Regions from separate parts of the Homo sapiens genome. Here region 1 is linked to region 2. The links are chromatin loops, found by intact Hi-C in ENCODE. Cell type or tissue: PC-9. All regions are shown on one strand.

Region 1 (4,000 bases), 97 kb after region 2:
CAGCTTGTACTACCCATGCCTACAACAGCCCAGATGTGGCACTCAAGGTTGAAAAGGGGCCACAACTTGGTAACGGGACACACATGACCCCATGCAGGAGAACAGCCAGGGCCATGAGGAAAGGGACTTTGGTGCACAATGGCAGGTACCTATGCCCTTGCTGGGACATGGGGCATCAGGGTCATTACCAGATGGGTTTACAAAACACCAAAACACGGACAGCAAAAGTAAGATGCTCAGTCCATTGGCTTGCAGTGTTTCAGAGTCCCTGCTTGCTGCTAGCCACGGGGATGGGGGCTGGGAGTCATCCTGTTTAAAAGCTGCAGTGAAAACCCAGTGTGGTCGTCTCTGTTCTCAATGTCTACCTTGGAAGAGGGAGTTCTTAACCTCTGTGGCAGAGCAACCTGAAAACAGAATTATACTCCATACACATAGCTACAATGCCTCATGCAGAATGCTCTTCCCAAAACCGTGCTCAAGGATACAAACCCAGGCTGTCCAATTTGGGGAAATCATTGTTTGAGGGTGGCACAGACAAGCAGTCGGCTTGGGGTTTGCTCCCTGTGCACAGCTCGATCATCAAGGAAAGGCCTCTTCCGGGCCTCAAAGCTCCCTTTGTGAGGAATGAGGCCCACTGTCGAGGCTCACACAGGCAGCTGTAACCAGGCTGCCCCTCTCTCTGGGTGTTTGTTTTGATAGAGGTTCATTTATGCCAGAGACAATGCCCGCTCTCTTTGTTCTGCCCCCAGCAGGAAGCAGTGCAGGGAGGGGGACCAGCATTGTCACACAGCTTCCAATTCAGGTTTTGGTGGCCACAACAATGGGGCCTCAAGGGCCACAAATAAAGAGCCGCTCACGGGGAGCAGGGCAGAGAGACTGGCACATGTGGACCCCAGCACACCCCAGGTAGAAGTCACCTCCTAACAAGTGCTCAGGCTCACTATCAAGGGCTTTGAGGGCTCTGAGGTTGGGGAGAGGGAGGCCACCTCCTCTTCTCTTAAGTGGTGCTGGGAGGGAGAAGTAAGCAAGGTCCCCGGGGATGACAAAGCCTTCCTACCTCTCCTACCATTTATCCCAACTAAAGGAGCAAACACTCAAAAAAGCAAGCAAAAAGAATGCACACACATGCTTCGTGTTCTAACTTACCAACAGTTGCACAAGGAAGAAAAAAAGTCTAATCTGAATTGCCAAAAATGAACAATATCCTTTAAAATGAAGCCTGGGCTAGATGGCTGCAAGTGAATGAAATGTATTACCCAACTGCTGCTGTAACACAAGCCCTCTCCTCCCCCTTCTGGGCCTCATTCATAAAAAGCCTGCTTCGCCCCAGCAGCTGCAGGAACTGGGACTGGATTTGTGTTTTGTGCCGGTGTTTTCCAAGACAGAGGGAAACAATTGAAACAGACAATCGCTCAGATACCAACACCAAGTTCGCCTCCCCTTGAGAAGTTTGCTGCAGTCTCCTGGTCTAATCCAAATAGGTGGAGGGAGGGCTGGGAGGGCATCCTGCAGAGCTGTTCAGTGGCGGTTCTAACGCTAACACCCAGCGTGTTATTAAAGGAATTCCCATCTGCTGAGTCACACTCCGTATCTTTCACTCCCTGACATTTTATTTTTTTTTAATCAAAGGTTGTTCTTTGTTGGTAAAACGGGGGTTGCCAAGTTAATTAAAGATTGCCAAATTGGGGTAGAGATAGCAACACAACTCCCAAAGAGGTAATTTTTTCATTGTCCACTTTTAAATGGATATTACCATCTACAGACTTTATGCAGCCTGCTAGAAATCTTATGAGATAAGGAACAACTTCAATTCTTAATATATTTTTCTAATTTATGAATAAACCAACAACCAACATGCTTCATCCAGGCAGGATGAAGCACTGTCTCCCTCGCCCACACCCTTTTCCACAGCTGCCCTCCCAGCCCAGCATCTTTTATCACCTAGAAGGGCCAAGGAGGCTGGTTTGTGCAACTCAACAAGCTCTGTAAAACACCAAGTCCCTAGAAATCTCAGAAATCACCATGAGAAACGAGAGGCTACCAAACTTTTTAGACTCAGCAGCCTTCTTCAAAGCAGGGCCCAAATACAAGAGCATGTTCTAATTTACCAGGAATGGTTTTAATACAAGAATTACATAAGAACAGAGTGCAGGAAAGGAAGGGAGAAATAAAACCATTCTTGTTGCCCTAATACCAGAGCAGTCTTCCGGTGAATTGATACATAAATTCTCTCCAGAGACAAGATAATCCAAGCTATTAACTGTTCCCCTCTCAACTCTTGCAAAACACAAGGCTTCGAAACCTTGAAGGGGGGCAGGTGGAGGGGAAAGCCTGCTATATATTTCTAGAAAATACCAAATTTAACACCACGATCCCAGCCTGCTCATCACTGCTGGGGATCAGCCATTCTGGGAAGGTAACAGCAGCCCTCAGCACTCCCCTCCGCTAAGTAAACACTCCTTTCTACCACACTCGGTCCCCCATGCCGGCCGCCTCCCACCTCTGCCTGTGGACTGACAGCCGAGGAAACAAGAAAACAAGCTGGAGATACCAAATGAATCTTGCGAAATACATGGTCTGTGATTAAATCACAATAACTCTAACCTCCTCAAAGGCAAACATATCAAGATAGCAAGCTGAGAGCAAAATAAGCAAGTCTTAACAGAAATTATGCCAAGCTTTATAAAGGGATTACCCACACCTCCTAGAGGCTGTGCAGCCTGGAATCCAGGGTGGTTTGGGTTTTTTTTTTTTTAAACTTACTGCAGCCCTTCTAGCTATCCAATGAAAGCTCTTACAAAGAAACCTTCAGGTCTGCAGTTCTCTGTGGGTTTTCTATGAATATGAACGTACTTTACGGGTGGAGAAAACATATCCATGATCATGTTTGAGGGGCTCACGAAAGGGGGAGGCACATGAATTATACCATGAATACAGATATAATGAATACAGATTTAGTGAGATTTTAATACCTCAATATTCTCTGGTCCCACTCTTAAACATCGCCCTTCAACCATCAAAACATCTTAAATCCTGGGGTAGGGGCATAGTTACCCAAAGTTGTGGTACCTTCCCTAAAGAAAACTGAAATACATACCAGGACACACATAATTCTGTCAAGTTTGTCCCTAACTGTGTGATCTTGGACAAGTTAGCTAACCTCTCTGTGCCTCAGTTTCTTCATTTATAACATGGCTCTAATAGCAGAACGAACCCTTGAGAGGCTGTTGCAACAGCTGGTACACAGTAAGTGCTCAATAAATATTCGTTGCTGTTATTAACATTGTCCCTATGCCATCTCACCCCCCATATAAGCTCTCTGCTAACTTTCCAACACAGAGAACAAAATCCAAATTCTTCACCATGGCTCCAGGGCCCATGTGATCTAATAGCCCTCTCTGCCTGTCACTCACCAGGCTCCAGCCACCCAACCTCATCTCATCCTCCTCACTGGACATCCCACGTGCATCCTGTGTGCACCAGACAGTCTTGCTGGTGCTTCCAGACTCTGACTACTTCTCTCCACTGACCATCTCCACCATCCTGGTCTAAGGTTCATCTTCTCTGCCCTACACTGGGGCAACAGCCTACTCCTACTGGTCTCTCTACTTCTGTCCTTGCCCTTACAGTCTCTCTTAACGCAGCTGCCAGCATGGTCCTGTTAACGTACACACCAGCTCCAAACTCTGCCATCTCCTTTCAGAGTCAAAGCCGAAGTCCTCACCGTGGCCTCCAGGGCCCTACATAACTGACTCAGTTTACCCCATCCCCCACCAAGATGCACCAAGCTCTCCAAGCTCCTCGCCTTTCCCTTCCCTTTCCTTTAGGTCTTCGTCCAAATGTCACCTCTCTAGAGACCTTCTCTGAATACCCTACGTAAAAAGGTACCCGGATACCTGCCTGGCACCACGTACCCTGTACCCCACACCTAACATGTGACCCAGCCCTCCCATCCCCTTCCCTACTTTAATAAAAGCTCCACAGAGGCAGAGGCCTCATT
Region 2 (4,000 bases):
CCTTCTAGCTGCTCCTCTCCTAGGATGAGGCGAAGGTTTTTTAGGAAGGACAAGGAGACCAAGGCATGAGAATGGCGGATCTTCACGTAGCCCGTCACCACCTCGATGAGCCCCATGAAGTTCTCCAGCTCTGAAGCAATGTTATCTACATTGAAAGGGGATTGTGTCACTGTGTGCTCACTTGGTGTAAGGGTGACATACTTGGATTCTTACAAACACAAGTGAGAACAATTCAACGGCAGGTGCCCCCTGAGATGCTCCCAGCACAGGACTGGCTGCTCCCTGACAAAAACACACTTCCCTGGCTTGACTCTCAACAACGACTCCTGGAACGAGGCCTCCCAGGCAGGGGAAGCCAAGTTTCTAGGAGGCTGGGGGGTACTGCAGCTCCCAAGCTGATTAACAAAATATAAAATCATAAATACCAGACTGCCAATTAGCTAAGGCTGACGAATGTAGGGAACGTCTTTTAATATGCTCTGTCAACAGACAGTATGGCCCCCACAGTACAAGGGCATGACTAAATCAACATTTTCTCCATCTCATTAGGAACTGCCTTTGCTGCCTTTCTAATTCCTAAGATACAGGGATCTATATTTAAAGGTTCCATTTTACTAAGACTTGAAGAAAATACACCAAAATGTTAACAATGGCTATCTATGAGGGATTTTTAAAAATTCATTTCTGCATTGCTAAATTTTCTATAGTATTTATGTATTGCTTTTATAACTAGAAAATAGTTGGAAAAATAGTTGAAAATAGTTGGAAAAATAGTTGCTAATAAAGATGTACAAACATAATATGCAAACAACAGGTTTCATCTTGTTTAGTCTACCTTTTTCTCATAGTAAACAAAAACCAATTTTCAGTTCAACTAATGCTAAAATTATAATAAACACTATAATGAACTGGGTGTGGTCCAATTAATGGGATTTTACTGTGCGTAATTTATGAAGACATATTTAATAAAATGCTCTATTTTGCTTTGAGTTGATACAAATAAAATAATAAGGGTACTAAAGGATAAAGCCCTACATCTAATTTAATTTAATAGCTTTCCAAGAAAAATTAAAGGGAAGTTCAAGTTGGAAAGATGAGAGGTTGCGTGCAGTTGATGTTTTAAGGAAGAGATCCTGAATTTTAAACGTGGGGCAGGAAGCATGCCTTAGTCAAGATCAGGAAATTTCCCCTCTAATGAGATGTCCCATCATCCTAAATCCAATCTATTTCCTGCAATGGACATAAACCAGAAGACACATTTCATCATCATGCATCAATATGTACCAATCCCTTCATAAATGATACTTCTCCATGGGTTTAATTCACAGATTAAATTTTTGTCTTCAGGACAGGAAGATAAAAAAGTTTAGGCACTCAAAAGGTATGTTCTAGGGATAAGCAAATTAAAAGTAAATGAGGAAATGCAGACACAGCCAAAAGAATTAAACATCAGAAGTACCATGAGAGTGGGCAAGCCCTAGTTGTGGGGAACAGAGTTATCTCCATCACGGAGGGCTGGGAGTGGGTGTATTGTGAACAGCAACAAGGGATATCAACTAATTCAGAAGAACTAAGCACAAACTTGTTTCTGTCCTTTCTAAACCTTAAGAATACAGTCTACTCATTTAACAAATATTAAGGAAAACACATTCTCAAAATACATTATTTTTCCTCTCAAACTGTAAAAAAAAAAAAAAATTCTTCATAAAAGGATTCCCCCCCCAAAATTCCTTTCAACTTCAAAGCCATTTTACGATATTTATTCTAGCTTATAAAACTATCAGTACCTTGACCAAGTGGTCCCAGTGGCAGAGAATTTAAGGCACCATTACTAGAAGCCCTTGGCAATGAAAAATCAGAAGTGAAAAGATTTTTAAAATTATCCAGACATGGTAGTGTGTGCCTGTGGTCCCAGCAACGTGGGAGGCTGAGCAGAAGGATTGTTTGAGACTAGGAGTTCCAGGTTACAGTGAGCTATGATTATGCCATTGCACTCCAGCCTGGGTGATACAGTGAGACCCTGTCTCAAAACAAAACCAAAAAACAAACACACAAAAAACCAAAGAAGTGAAGAGATCATAGGCTAAGTCAGTGGGAAATCCTTTGCACAAATCCAACTCAGAAGCAACTTACCAGGAATGCCATCTATTGCAAATAAAGGTCATTGTACAGGGGTGAGACCGAAACTTTATGTACACAATGACACACACTTGTATCCTTTTGTCTCTCACAAGTAAATTTGGAAATCTAGCATTCTTTTGGACTTCATAAAATTTTAACGTGATATCACTAAACTTCCCTTTGCTCAGTCTTCTCAGTAAATTCAAGTAACCAAAACTCTTTAGACTTGAAAGATGTGTGGATTTGGCTACAGCTGGAGTCTGCTGAGTCACACGTCTGATCCAATGGTCTCTTCTGGGGTTTGTATGTGTCAGGGCTTGCCTCTCCTATGCAAGATGTGACTAACAAAAAGATGAGCGATGACCCTCTTTACAGGAATAAATGACGTGCCAATGGCTAAAAGACAGATTGCCTTTCAATCTGTTCTTTATCTTTCAGGGAAACTCAAAGAAGAGACGTCATGCGTGAGGCTTACACACCATGTTGTTTATCTAAGCCCATATTTTAGTGGTGACTCAGGGACGGGAGCATGAAAAGCATCAACAAAAGAAAACCATGAGATCTAGCCGTTTTTCCAGGGGGATGGAATACTTACTCCCCCGTCGGATGTTAATGAGCAAATTGCCCTTGAAGATGGTGCATCCTTGGAGCATCTGAGCAGAAGTAACAGAATCAATGGTCTTTGTTTTCTTTTCTTCCTCACAGACCTTCGGGCAAGGACCTTCACAAGGGATGCAGTACATGCTGTTGAAGAAGAAAAAAAAAATCAAAAACACACATAATTGAGTCTGTCTTCTTGCATTAAAAAAACCATAAGGATATGCTTTTCATTGTTATTACAGCATGCATTAGAAAAAGCAACTGTTTTGAAGTGTTCATGTGGTCACATGGTATCTCACCCCCAAGCCCACCCAAGATAAGCCACTCACATTGCAAGCAAAAGGAGAAACAGCCTACAAAGGAAGAGCGTGTTGCTTGCTTCCAGACAAAATACATGCTGCATCCTCAAGGCATTTGTGTGTCATAGGCTGTTGACTGGTGAGCCAGCTGGTTCCATGTGGGAGAGACAGTGCTGCAGAAAGGAAGCTTGGGGGGTTCTGGAGGAAAACAGAGCTGCTTTCTGATACTGTGACCCTGGCCTGTGTACCTGGAGGAGTCGCTAGGAGAGAAGGCAGGGACAGCAAAGGGAGTGCAGTGTCTCTGCCTAACAGTAGTCTAGCTCCTGCAGTCAGTGTTTTGGCAAAGCCCAGTGAGGGATACCAAAAGGCATGTGGTATAGCACAGATCCATTATTTTCTTGCTAAAGCACAACCGAAATTATTTCTTGACGGTGTTTTGCAGAAACTTGTAAATTGATCCAAATGTTGCTTTTGCTGCATACACAATAAAAGCAAGGGGTTTCCATTACTTTGTAATGAGCTCTTGTTTCAAATACTATCCTGAACATGCCACGAACCACCAAGAGTCAGGGACAAGTAAGACTGGCACTTTTCCTGCTTACCTACCATTATTTAGGAAATAGCAGACAAAATGCTAGCCCAGCAGCTGAACCTTTGGGATCTATAGTTATATATAGAACAAGGGTCAGAAAGTTGGACTGATTTCCAAACAAGACAAATAATACGAACTTATGCGATGTGTGTGTAATAGGATGGTAAGCTGGGGAGCCATTATATGTACATTATTGTTCTTAAATCATCTCTCAAATTTCGTGAAGTAAAAACATTCAAGAAAAACAATGTAAATTATAGCTCTTTTTATTAATGTCCCTTCCCCCTACCCATGAAGGTTATTTTGTATCTAAGACAAAGATGCAGGGTTCTGTTTTGTTTAAAAGCTAACAGGTAAACAAAACTTCTCTGGTATTTTCCTATTGTGT

The links. A loop is a pair of places that touch in the nucleus more often than their neighbours do. Peaks named below come from ENCODE experiments on the same cell type or tissue, not always from the same donor. Only the 100,000 strongest peaks of a DNase experiment are listed, where the experiment ranks them.
Region 1: it touches region 2 in a loop (5-fold over the local background); 3 of 110 quality-filtered maps call a loop at or near these places.

Annotation. Positions count from the first base shown.
Region 1 is chr15:98,798,123-98,802,122 of GRCh38, reverse strand. All of the region lies in intron 2 of IGF1R (insulin like growth factor 1 receptor), which reads right to left. Among named protein-coding and RNA genes, the nearest start is that of MIR4714, 16 kb to the right of the region's middle. RefSeq lists an enhancer at 1,983-2,678. In PC-9, no CTCF peak of the experiment used is centred here; DNase peaks (open chromatin) are centred at 1,532 and 2,562; H3K4me3 peaks cover 2,681 bases; H3K27ac peaks cover 3,489 bases.
Region 2 is chr15:98,895,622-98,899,621 of GRCh38, reverse strand. It overlaps IGF1R (insulin like growth factor 1 receptor), which reads right to left. Exons shown (of 21, transcript NM_000875.5): 4 at 2,717-2,865; 5 at 1-145. Among named protein-coding and RNA genes, the nearest start is that of PGPEP1L, 110 kb to the left of the region's middle. RefSeq lists an enhancer at 2,116-3,315. In PC-9, no CTCF peak of the experiment used is centred here; DNase peaks (open chromatin) are centred at 2,191 and 2,471; H3K4me3 peaks cover 1,204 bases; H3K27ac peaks cover 3,188 bases.